Regions from separate parts of the Homo sapiens genome. Here all the other regions are linked to region 2. The links are chromatin contacts, found by Hi-C or POLR2A ChIA-PET in ENCODE. All regions are on one chromosome and are shown on one strand. The core of a region is the stretch at or near the end of the contact, and the rest is flanking DNA. Distances in the headings are between cores, read along the strand shown. Region 1 holds the start of PDZRN3 (PDZ domain containing ring finger 3). Region 2 has its middle 34 kb from the start of PDZRN3. Region 3 has its middle 90 kb from the start of LINC02005.

Region 1 (3,784 bases), core at 846-3,345, 34 kb after region 2:
TCTGGGAGACCACCCGAGGGGTGGTAGAACATCTCCAAAAAAGTGTACACCCCAAGTAAGCACTAATTTACATTTATGGTGTAGGACAGAACTTCTCTGTTTCTCAAAACCAGTTTGGTTTGAAGATTATCACCCTGTTGACACTAGCTCATTCTGTGAAACTGACAAGCCCACACACCTTTGGTGAAAGAATTTGTTTCCTACCCATTATCTGAGAGCCCATGAGCAGTTTAATGAATATACTGATGGAGGATTCCCTGGCACAAGCTTATCTGAACAAAGGCCAATAATATTCCACCCCATGCAGAATCCTATCAAAGCAATGCATTAATTGATTAAAGCAATTAAAAGAAAGTCTCCACCTCAAATAGGCAACAAATGCCACCAAAACTGATTAAAGAACACTGTCCAGTGACCTCAACCATGCACTGAAAAATCTAGTGAGTGACAACTTTTTAAAGGTCAGTGTGAAACAAGTAATCCTTATGAACATCAAGGCAATTCTTTCACTCTGATGAAGCAGTTAAATAGTGAAGGTCATGGGGCTTTAGCAGCCACATAAAAGAAAGAAGGAAAGCAATTAGACAAAATGGATGCTGTAATCCCACTTTCCAGGCCCCAGAGTCTCGCTGAATACAGAGCTCCTGCTTTACTGTTCAGAACTCTCCCGCTTCACTGTTCAGAAACTGGAAGCAGATTCCAAATGAGAATTCCATAGCTTGATTCCACTCTCACCAAAAGCTGACTGCGTGTTTCTTAGGAATGTCTATAGCCTTGGGAGGTAAAAATAAAATAAAATAAAATCAATGGATGATGCTATGAACTTTACACCCAGTTTGGAATTCCAAAAATATTCCTCCATTGCTCAGGACTGTTGCTGAATCCTACCCAGCCAGGTTTGCTGTACTGCAGGGAATGAATGTCCAGATCTATGGATCGCCAGGGTTTTCCAATCAAGTGGGAATCCAAGGACCAGCATGGACTAGCAGCATTGGCATCACTTGGAAGTGCTTTCAGTATGGAGATTCTCAGAACCCGCCCCAGACCCACTGTATCAGAACCGCAACCACATTAAAATGTGAGAAACACTGACCTACAGGACCCTACAGGGCACTTTTGTTTTGTTTTGTTTTCTGTTTTGTTTTTATCCTTCTTCTAGCCTGAGTTTCCTCAATGGAAAGATGACAGAGTGTACACACAAAACAAACCAAAACTGAAGGAGGGCAGTTGTTGACATGATCATGGGGGTGATGAGTCTTCTCCCAGTTCTAACTTCTGCAGTCAGCATCGCTTCTTTTGTAATCACGGGAAAATAATTTTCAAATGGAGCTAACCCTCTCACAACATTGTACTAATGATCTTTAAAGCGACGGATTTAGAAGCGCTCAGCACCACGCTTGCCACACTGCAGGGCAGACACTTCAGAGGTGTTAGGTGAAGTGGATGGAGCCAGCACGCTGGCCTCTCCCACTCCGACAGCTGGCGAGCAGCTCTTGTCCACCAAAACTTCCCCGGGTAGATTCACCCACCGGTCCTGGAAACCTGCTAAATCCTGAAGGTTCACAGAACCTCTGGTCAGAACTGAAGTTGCAGCCGGAGCTTCCCGCAGGCTCTGTAACTTTCCCTGGAATGAAATAAATAAATAAAGACCGTAAGTGCTGAGATAGCGGGCCCCAAGATATTTTTAGTCCTCTGCAATCAGCCACTAGAGGAAGGGGGAGGGAGAAGGGAGTAAAAAAGTTTTGATCCGTTCGGGAAGGGGCTCGAAGAGAACCCTTGGGAGAAAGCAGTAGCCTCAGCTCCAAACTCAGCGAGCTTTTCTCGGCTGGCGTTTTGTCTCCTATAGCGTAGACTGTAAGAGAACAGAAAGGAGTTTCCCGAGAAGATTCAGGCTGGCGTCCTGGGCTGGCCCGTCCCTTCTGGCGAGCCTCAGTGTCCTCCCACGCGCTTCTGCCTTCCAGCCTCCTCCCTTTTTCGGGGGGCTGGCGGGAGGCATCCAAGGCACGATGTATGTGCGCTCGCGCTCGCGCAAATACGGCCGGAGGAGTCCTGTTCCTCGGGCATTTTCCGAGGAAGTCTGGATCAATTAGGCTCAGTCCGGGGAGAGCCAGCGAGCGCGCGGGCGGCGTAGCCGGCCTGTCTGGGCCGCCTCGTGGGGAGGGAGGGGGCGCCCGGCCGCCCGGCGGCGACCCCGGGGCCTGGCCGCCACCATGGGCTTCGAGCTGGACCGCTTCGACGGCGACGTGGACCCGGACCTGAAGTGCGCGCTGTGCCACAAGGTCCTGGAGGACCCGCTGACCACGCCGTGCGGCCACGTCTTCTGCGCCGGCTGCGTGCTGCCCTGGGTGGTGCAGGAGGGCAGCTGCCCGGCGCGCTGCCGCGGTCGCCTGTCGGCCAAAGAGCTCAACCACGTCCTGCCGCTCAAGCGCCTTATCCTCAAGCTGGACATCAAGTGCGCGTACGCGACGCGCGGCTGCGGCCGGGTGGTCAAGCTGCAGCAGCTGCCGGAGCACCTCGAGCGCTGCGACTTCGCGCCCGCGCGCTGTCGCCACGCGGGTTGCGGCCAGGTGCTGCTGCGGCGCGACGTGGAGGCGCACATGCGCGACGCCTGCGACGCGCGGCCAGTGGGCCGCTGCCAGGAGGGCTGCGGGCTACCCTTGACGCACGGCGAGCAGCGCGCGGGCGGCCACTGCTGCGCGCGAGCGCTGCGGGCGCACAACGGCGCGCTCCAGGCCCGCCTGGGCGCGCTGCACAAGGCGCTCAAGAAGGAGGCGCTGCGCGCTGGGAAGCGCGAGAAGTCGCTGGTGGCCCAGCTGGCCGCGGCGCAGCTTGAGCTGCAGATGACCGCGCTGCGCTACCAGAAGAAATTCACCGAATACAGCGCGCGCCTCGACTCGCTCAGCCGCTGCGTGGCCGCGCCGCCCGGCGGCAAGGTAGGCGCCTGCTGCCCGCCCCGACCTCCAGCCAGGATCCCTGGGGACCCAGGGCCCCGCCCCATCCCTTTGGGTACAGGGATGCCCCGAGCTTCCCGGGAACATCCTTGCTTCCTCCCTCTTCTTCCACTGCTTACCAGCTGTATCACTACTTGCAGGTCGCTGAACCTGCCTGAGGTGGAACACTGTGGTCCTTTATAGTCTAGACGTAACCGGTAAAGTATAGCTGTACAGCTTCAGGGATTCTGGAAGGACGAAAAAGAATTCACAAGCAAGTGTAGGATAAGAATGAAGAATGCAGCTCCAGAGTCAAAACTGCGTTCAAAGGCTTTGCTGCTCAGACCAGCTAGGGGATCTCGGGCAAGTTGCTTACCCTCTAGAGGTCAGAAACCTATAGACTGACACTTAGGAGAGGAGAGATGGACACATTGGGTGAATTGTATCCGTGCATCCTCTAGGATTCCAGAAAAAAAAATAAAGGGAACCCACAGCCAGTGTAGATTAAGTTAAGAAGGATATCAGAAGAGAGGCCTCTGGGGTAAAAGCTGGATGCAAGCGTGGGCTTTGCAGCCAACTAGCTGGCTGACCTTGAGCAAGCTGCTTAACCTCTCTAAAGTTGGAAACTATGGTCCCTAGAGACGTGGTATACAGAGTAAAAACACAGCCAGGCACCCCTGAGGTATTCATCCAGGGATTTCAGAAAGAATTAAAGGAGCACTCTGCCCCCAACAAGTATAAAGTAATAATTAAGTGTGAGTCCTCTGGAGTTAAAACTGTTTTCAAATCTGGGCTTTTTGCTGACCAGCTGGGTGAGCTTCTGGCTTAATTCCCAGATCCCTCAGTTTCCCTCA
Region 2 (4,300 bases), core at 829-3,328:
ACGAGACGTGGAGGTAGAAGACAGTGATATTGATGGTCCTGACCCTGTGTAGGCCTAGGGTAATGTGTGTTTGTGTCTTAGTTTTTAACAGAAAAGTTTAAAAAGTAAAATTTTAAATTAAAAGTTTACAGAAAAAGAATATAGAGCTGAGGCGCAGTGGCTCACACCTGTAATCCCAGCACTCTGGGAGGCTGAGGTGGGTGGATCACCTGAGGTCAGGAGTTTGAGAACAGCCTGACCAGCATAGCAAAACCCTGTCTCTACCACAAATACAAAATTTAGCTGGGTGTGATGGCGGGCACCTGTAATCCCAGCTACTTGGGAGGCTGAGGCAAGAGAATCACTTGAACCTGGGAGGCAGAGTTTGCAGCAAGCCAAGATCACGCCACTGCACTCCAGCCTGGGCAACAAAGCTAGACTCCATCTCAAAAAAAACTATATATATATATATATTTATAATATATATTATATATTATATGTTATATATAAATAAATATATAAATAAAAATATATAAAATATTTTTGTTAAAATGTGTTTGTGTTTTAAGGTATTATTACAAAAAGTCAAAAAGTTTTAAAAAATTAAGTTTATAAATTTAAAAAGTTACAGTCGTTATTATTGAAGAAAGTAAAATAATATTTAAATACATTTAGTGTAACCTAAGTGTACAGTTTTTATAAAGTCTACCATGGGTACATTAATGTCCTAGGCCCTCACATTCACTCACCACTCACTCAGTGACACCCAGAGCAACTTCCAGTCCTGCAAGCTCCATTCGTGGTAAGTGCCCTATACAGGTGTACCACTTCTTATCCTTTATACCCTATCTTTACTGTACCTTTTCTACATTTAGATTCACAAATACTTACCATTATGTTACAATTGTCTACAGTGCTCAGGACAGTCACATGTGGCACAGGTTTATAGCCTAAGAGCGATGGGCTATTCCATATAGCCTAGGTGTGTGGGAGCCCATACCATCTAGGTTAGTGTAACTCTATGATGTTCACACAACAACAAAATTCCCTAATGACACATTTCTCACGAAGTACTCCTGTCGTTAAGTGATGCATGACTATATTTTTAAAAACATCTTCTTTGGGTGCTACAGAGACAATAAATGGTGGCAGGCAACTATGAAAGCATGAACCCTAGTTAGAAAACTATTGCCATAGTCCAGGCTACAGAATGATGGTGGCTTATATTAGGGCGGTGGACTTGGACAGGAAAAAGGACAAAGCTTGTCATAAAATTTGAGGGCGGATCTGACAGTGTTTGTGGATGGATTGGAAAAGGAGTATGCGACAGAGGAGAATAAAGAATGACTCTTAGAATTTTGACATGAACATTTGAGTAAAGATTCCATTTGCTGTAGGGCCTTATAGGGTTGAATCGGGACTGATGGTGGATGGACTGGGTTGCTATATAAATAAAGTCTTCCCAATAGTCCTATCTGGCAAAAGAGAGCATGAAGTATTAGGTTGGTGAGAAAGTAATTGCGATTTTTGCTGTTAAAAGTAATCGCAAAACCACAATGACTTTTGTACCAATCTAATACCTCCAAAGATGACGAGTTATGCATACAGGGGGTTGGTACAGGTAAGACAGATGACATTTGGTGAGGGCTTTATAAAGGGATGGCAAATGCTAGGAGGGTATGGAACTCAGTGATCTGAAAGCATCCTTCCAATCATGCAATTCTGCCAATCAGGATGTTTACGGAATTTATAAGTATCTCATTATCTATTTCAGTTCATGCCTGTAAAAGATAATAAAAATATGCAGTAAAATAAATACACAGTAAAAAAAACTATTTTACTTATTTTAGACTTGGGCAAACTGGGGAGAGCGAATGTTCATATATCTGTCCCACAACACACTGTTTATTACTTAAGTGTAAGGCAATCCCTTTTCAAAGTCAGAACATCCTACGAAAACAACAGGGTATGACTCGTTATTCTTTCTCTTTTCTGTTCTTTTCTCGGTGTAAAGCTGGAAAATTGTGTGTGTCTGTACAGTCTGGTAAGGTAGCGGGACTATAAAAAGCAATGGCTGGGATCTGACTGCGCCTCACTCCGTGTGTTAACTGTCCTTGGAACTGGCAGAGATGATAAAGGGAGTTCCAGACAAATCAAAGAAAAGAAATAAGAACCAGGCCTGCTGACATTTTGTTTTTTGGAACAAGAAGTAACTCCTATAAATTTGATAAAAGAGCTCCAAGAGTTCTGAAAGGCATGTTTAAAGCTGATTCCACATGTTCAGGGAGTACAAAGGTCTAAACTCTTTATTTCCCCTTGATTTCATCAGTTTTCCCAAGTTTCCAGTTCCCTCTCTAGATATGCCACGTGTCTCACCCCCCTGGGGGCAAATCAAATTGGTGAGTCTCCCCAAGCCTAACCCACTCCTATCTTCATACAGAGTAAATCAAAGGGAATACATACACCTTGATTCCATTTACTTTTTAATTTTCACTGTCCCTGTCTTCCTTTGCTTGCTTCTGAGAAAGAATAGCCCCTTTTCCTTGCCAAGACTAACCTGTGAGCCTGTATCCATCTCTGCTTGACTCCCCTTAGGAATTTCCCTGGTGAACCATCCACTCTTCTGCCTCCTTTGCATTCCATTCAAGCTGTTTTTAAATACCTTTGAGTGCCTGTCCATGTCTAGCACTATGCTAAGATGTGTAACAGGAAAGACATTTCTTCACCCTTGCAATAGTCCAGTTTGTTCTGGTCCGTGGAGAAGAGATTCCAGCGAAAGGGTATGATCTTGAAGTGTGAAGTTCCCTCCAGTTCTTTGTCATGCTAAGGCCAGACACCTAGTGTCAATGGTCCGTCGTGTAGCAGAACATCACCAGGAATTTGGGGATACACAAAAGTCTAGGCATGAATTGGAAGTAGAAAGAGAAGAGCTCACCTGGTAGGCATGAAGAAATAAACCAGGATTTGTGAGCAGCTGCCTATCGGGGATGGGGGAGGACAGGTATTATGATTAGGGAGAAATTTTCCAGAGGTGAGGAATGGTTATTAGATTGTGGGAACTGTGTGGACAGAGGATGTCAAACACCACATCTGGAATCATATCTGGCTATGGTCTGTGATTACCCAAAACTTCAGGAAAAGGCTACTACTCTCCACAACATTTCTGCTTAAAGTGCTTTAGGGAAGGGAAGGAAAAGTGGTCCAGTCCAGGGTAGAGGTGGTGAGAGTAGATGGCAGTGCCAAAAAACAAAACCAGAAAGAGAAGAGAGACCACAGAGGGGTCAGCATGGTGAGCAAACCCCATTTTCATAAAAATACTTAAAAGGGGGGATTTGAAAGTGGCAGGGAGATTTCATTACATTATATGGAGGAAGCAAAAAATAATAAAATATTGGTCCTCACCTCCCTAAATAGACTAGTATCCTTCATCCCCTGGGGACCCACCTAGATTACATTCTGTTTCCATTAATAGCACCTATCCCCTCATGCCACATTTATACTATGCACATTTGCCTATGCCACTATTTTCATGAATTCCCTGAGAATGAAATTAGTCATTTATTCAACAAACTTTTATTGAATGTCTGCTATATACCAGGCACAGGGATAAGCCCTGGTCATGCAAAGATGACTAAGACATGGACTATAAATTTGTTCTTGGTGAGCTCCTAATCTGGAAAAAACAAAGGTACAGAAAAAAGATATTTTCTTTTTATGTCTTTAATGTGCCTGGAAGAAGGTGGGTTCATAATGAATATTTGTTAAGTGAATATCTATGTTGAAAGGGTCATAAATTAGATGATGAATACATTCAACAACAGAAACCACTGGAAAGAAAGCAATCTATGTAAGTCATTAGATTGGAAAGCACTTTCTTCTATTTTTTGGAATTATATGAATAGTAGTGACTACTTTGTATGAAGGAGCTGATTTGTGTGTTTTACATTTTCCTAATGTCGCTTTGATATTTCATCAGACAAGAGTGCATCCTCATTTCTACTCTAAATATCACCCCCTATCAGCCTAAAAATGATCTGCTTTTTGCATGCAATTTTTAGAAATGCAAGACAACAATGAAAATGAAAAGTTAAAAACCGTGCATGGAATAGATGACACAATGTTACCAAATCACTGAAAATTCAATAAAGAAAATTGGACAGACTTCTTTGCCAGTTATTGTCACTTGGCTTCGTTTGAAGAAATTTTACTTATATTTTAATGAAAGTTTTCCCCCTTTTGCTGGCTTAATCCGAAGCTTCCAACATTTTTAAATATTGTAAGCCAGATGAATGTTTTGTGGTCAAAAAGAAATGAGGAATGC
Region 3 (3,846 bases), core at 654-3,153, 61 kb before region 2:
ACTGCCCTAGGTTGTGCTTTTCCTCATTATTCACCTGGACAATTGAAATTGAGTCCAGACTGGACTCCAGCCTCTAGTTGTCTGCAAGTACCTTAAGAGCAGGAATTACTGATCTTTACTCATTAGTGCCCAGTACAGTGATGGCACATTTGCCCGCTGGTTCAGCAGCAATTACTTCTTGAACATCTACTCTCCGCTAGTCACTGAGGATACAATGGTGAACAAAAACTTGCGTGGTACATGCTCTTATGGGGTGCATGGTCTAGGGAGGAGCATATAGTTGCCAAATAATAAAAGCCAAATGCATAATTACAAACTCTCTTATAAACGTGATGAAGGAAGGGAACTGAGGACACTGAAAATCTGATCTATTCTGGGGGTACAGGGGAACCTCTGAGAGAAAATGGCATTCAGGTTAAGTTAGGAAGAGTATAGTTTATTCGAGTAAAGAGGGAAAAAACAGAGACGAAGAGAACTATAGTTGCAAAGGCCCTGTAGTCAGAGGAGTAGAGCATAGATAACCCAATAAAACTTGAATGTATAAATTAATGATTGAGTGACTCAGAATAACAACTAACATTTCTATGGTACTTACCATGTGCCAGGAATTATTCTAGCGTTTAATTTATACCAACTCATTTAACCTCCACAACAACCCTATGTGATAGGTATTATTTTTGTCTCCATTTTGAAAATGGGGAAACTGAATTACAGAGAAAATATGTAACTTGTGAAAGTTGAACAATTATCAAACTGTGCAACTGGGATTTGGACCCAGGAATCTGGGCTGAAGCAGATAACTAGGGCTTCTCTGGTGATCTATGAAATCCCTGGAATAACATGTTATTAAATAGAGCAAATATGGTGGCCTGAAACAGGGAACATCAGTTCTAAAATTGAGTCTACGAGATCCAGGAGCAAAGTTTTTTGAAAGATGTGAGCTACTCAAAGGAATATGGAATAAGAAGAAGAATGCAATGGAATTAAACATGCTTGAAGGTTTTAAAAACTCAATTAAAAATGCCATTGTAAAAGAAAAAAATGTTAAATTCTATAAATTTGCAATAAAAATAGTAGAGAATAAGAAAACAAATACTAACTTCATCAAACTTTGGAGTGAAAATATTTACATAATCAGCATTGTTTCTTTTGAATATCTTTCCCATGCGCGTACTCTAAATATTATGAACATCATTTCTTCTTGTAATTTTTTCCTCCCTCTGTCATCTATAAATGGACCCTGCTTAACATTTTATATCCAAGTGCTAGAAGCATTGAGAATTGGGAAGCCCTGGAAAACCCCTTATTTCTCCACAGTAAGGATGTACTCATGAGCTCTGCTAGGAAATTCATTCTGGTTGTCAGCTGAGACTTTATTTCCTCTCTGATGCTCATATTTGCATGAATCCAAAATCCAAATTAAGTCATAGGTCGTGGGACTATGCAGGCAGGCAGCCAGCAGCTCTGCCAATGCCAGTTACCTTCATAAAACCAAGACGTCTTTTATTATCCGAGGATCCTCCGAGTGAGGCTTGCCCTTTCCACTGAAGTTTTCAGCAAGTTAAGTCCAGGGTACTTAGAGCTGCTTGTTTACTTTAAAATTTCCTCTCTTGCTCTCTCTCTCTGTCTCTCTTAACCCGCGACCCTTTTTCTCTCTCTTGTCTCTCTGTTTGTCTCTTTCTGGTTTTCTTTTTTCCTTTCCAGCTTCTTTGCTCCTCTTGGCTACTCTTGAGAGCAAGCATTGGCAGGCAATGAATCAAAGTGGGCTATTTTTGCTCTCGCTGTGAGGATGTTTACAACATATTGAAAACTCGGCTTTGTAGTTTAACGTCATTTTCAGTATATTTTCAGAAAATCTGACTGGCTTCCAAGTTCAGTAGATGACTGTGAAACCCACAGAGGGCCTTATGTACCTCATACCTTACCTTAGGCGGCTGCCCTGACTCTTAACGGCTCACATTGCATCAAATATGGCCCCACATGTGTAGAAATGGAAAGATGGGCATGCTGACCAAATTTATTTCCTAACAATGCTGATTTCATAAACAGTAGCTCAAAGTTGTGAAACAAGAAATTTAAAACTAGCTGTGTACAACAAGAAATTCTATGAACACTCTATCTCTGGCCTAATTAAGCTATTTTTCCTTCCCACCCAACCAAGCTGCCCCCAAATGTTTTGGATACATGTACCATCCCATTAGAATATAGTTAATCTTGAATATATTTCACCATGAAATATGAACATAGTAATTAGAGAATTTTCCATTCAACATCCCCTATCATATTCCTAGCATATTGGAGTCTGTTAGAATAGCATTTAACTGTTTTCATATGGGCTTCAGCAGACATCCTGGAAGATTTGAAATAGCCAATAAATTCAACACAATGAAACCTAGTCAAACTTCTATCCTTTTCCTTCCTTTCTTTTCTTTTTTTTCTCTCTCTCTCTTTCTTTCTTTCTTTCTTTCCAACTCCAGGTTCTAAATAAAATAAGATTAAGGTTGACCTAATTTTCTAAGAGCCGCCTGCTGATTTATCAGCTGATAGCATGTCTGAGGTATTCAAGCCAATTAAACTGGTTCACAAAGTATTGCTCAGTGGGTAAATATGAGGTAGAAACATCCAGGAGGTCTTCTTTTTATCTGATGCTGAAATCAGAGGTCTGGACAGGCTAATTGGTGTTTGTAAGGGTGGTGGGGAAATAGCCCACTGGTGTTCACTAAAAACTGTACTAATAACTCATTAACAGAAACCTCAAGCAGAGACACTCACATGTGGACAGTGCAGATAGAGTGGGGCTGAAATCGAGCTGGCCTGCTTTCTTGGACCAAGGCTAACTTTCCACTGAGGTTTTGATCCGTAGCACTGTATTAAGTCCTTGTTTGTGAGTGACTTCTATTGTCTAGGTACTTTGCAGGCTCACACCAGGCAACACTGGGCCTGTTGTTCCAATCCACTTTGAGATTCTGTAATTTAAACAGCACAGAGCGTGGGCCAGCCCCGAGAGTTATAACCTAGTTTAACTGGATTTAGAAAACTGGTTAAACTAGGCTACAACTCCCTTGGTCTTGAACCTGCAGTTTTGGTTTTGGTTTTGTTTTTCTTTCCCTTCTGTTCAGAGTATAAGTTCACTTGCTTTAGAAAAATGGAAACAATAAGAAAATGGAAAATGACAAATATGCTGGGGAATTTATTTGAACTGGCACAGTAGTCTTACCTATAACAAAGAAATTCTTTAAACTTCTAGCATTTGCTAATGACACTGGCCAGCACTATACCATAACTGCTTAAGATCTGACTTTCCCACTAGACCAGTGGTTCTCAAACTCCACCCCACATCTGTGCTGTCAGGAGGTCCTGTTAAGATGCAGACAGATGCCCCACTCATGGTGTTGCTATTTCAGTAGGTCCAGATGGGATCTGAGAATTTGTCTTTCTAATAAATTCCCACATGATGCCAATGCTGATGGCCCAAGGAGAACATGTCAAGAATGACCGCACAAGACTGGCAACTCCTCGAGGGCAGGAATAGTCTCATTTGTCCCAGTATTCATAGCACCTAGTGCTGTGTCTGTTACACATCCATATTCTAATAAATGACTGTAGCTATTTATCTAAGTAGTATTCAATATCTACAATTTGTCAGAAATTGTTCTAAACACTAGAAATTCCACAGTGAACAAGACAAAGATGTCCCATGTCCTCAGAGAGTTTCCATTCTAGTGGTGCAGCCAAGTAGGAAACAAAGAAATTTATAAAGTCATGTCAGTTTGTGCTAAGTGCTATGAAGGAATTCAAAGCAGGACAAGAGGACAGAGAACAATGGAGGCAGGAGGCACTGTTAGA

The links. Hi-C counts contacts between places; a loop is a spot of excess contacts on that map. ChIA-PET counts read pairs that join two places held with the same protein, here RNA polymerase II (POLR2A). Pooled maps may share reads with other maps.
Region 1: a map of cardiac septum shows a loop between it and region 2 (2.7-fold over the local background). The contact joins the promoter of PDZRN3 here to the enhancer-like site in region 2. A Hi-C loop is called at or near these places in 1 of 168 maps with a recorded cell type or tissue (cardiac septum). POLR2A ChIA-PET finds 5 or more read pairs at or near these places in 3 of 52 experiments (AG04450 and WTC11).
Region 3: a loop to region 2 is called in a map of aorta, with 2.4 times the contacts of the local background. The contact joins two enhancer-like sites. A Hi-C loop is called at or near these places in 4 of 168 maps with a recorded cell type or tissue (aorta, astrocyte of the cerebellum, chondrocyte and 1 more) and 1 of 50 pooled maps. POLR2A ChIA-PET finds 5 or more read pairs at or near these places in 1 of 52 experiments (Panc1).

Annotation. Positions count from the first base shown.
Region 1 is chr3:73,623,252-73,627,035 of GRCh38, reverse strand. It overlaps PDZRN3 (PDZ domain containing ring finger 3), which reads left to right and starts at 2,095. Exons shown (of 10, transcript NM_015009.3): 1 at 2,095-2,933. The coding sequence starts at 2,211. It overlaps PDZRN3-AS1 (PDZRN3 antisense RNA 1), which reads right to left and starts at 3,468. Exons shown (of 2, transcript NR_046681.1): 1 at 3,071-3,468; 2 at 1-1,624.
Region 2 is chr3:73,656,794-73,661,093 of GRCh38, reverse strand. No RefSeq gene overlaps it. Among named protein-coding and RNA genes, the nearest start is that of PDZRN3, 34 kb to the right of the region's middle. Within about 2 kb of position 2,078, at least 2 of the 41 ENCODE cell types and tissues checked have a DNase peak (open chromatin) inside an H3K27ac peak, as active enhancers do.
Region 3 is chr3:73,717,673-73,721,518 of GRCh38, reverse strand. No RefSeq gene overlaps it. Among named protein-coding and RNA genes, the nearest start is that of LINC02005, 90 kb to the left of the region's middle. Within about 2 kb of position 1,903, at least 9 of the 41 ENCODE cell types and tissues checked have a DNase peak (open chromatin) inside an H3K27ac peak, as active enhancers do.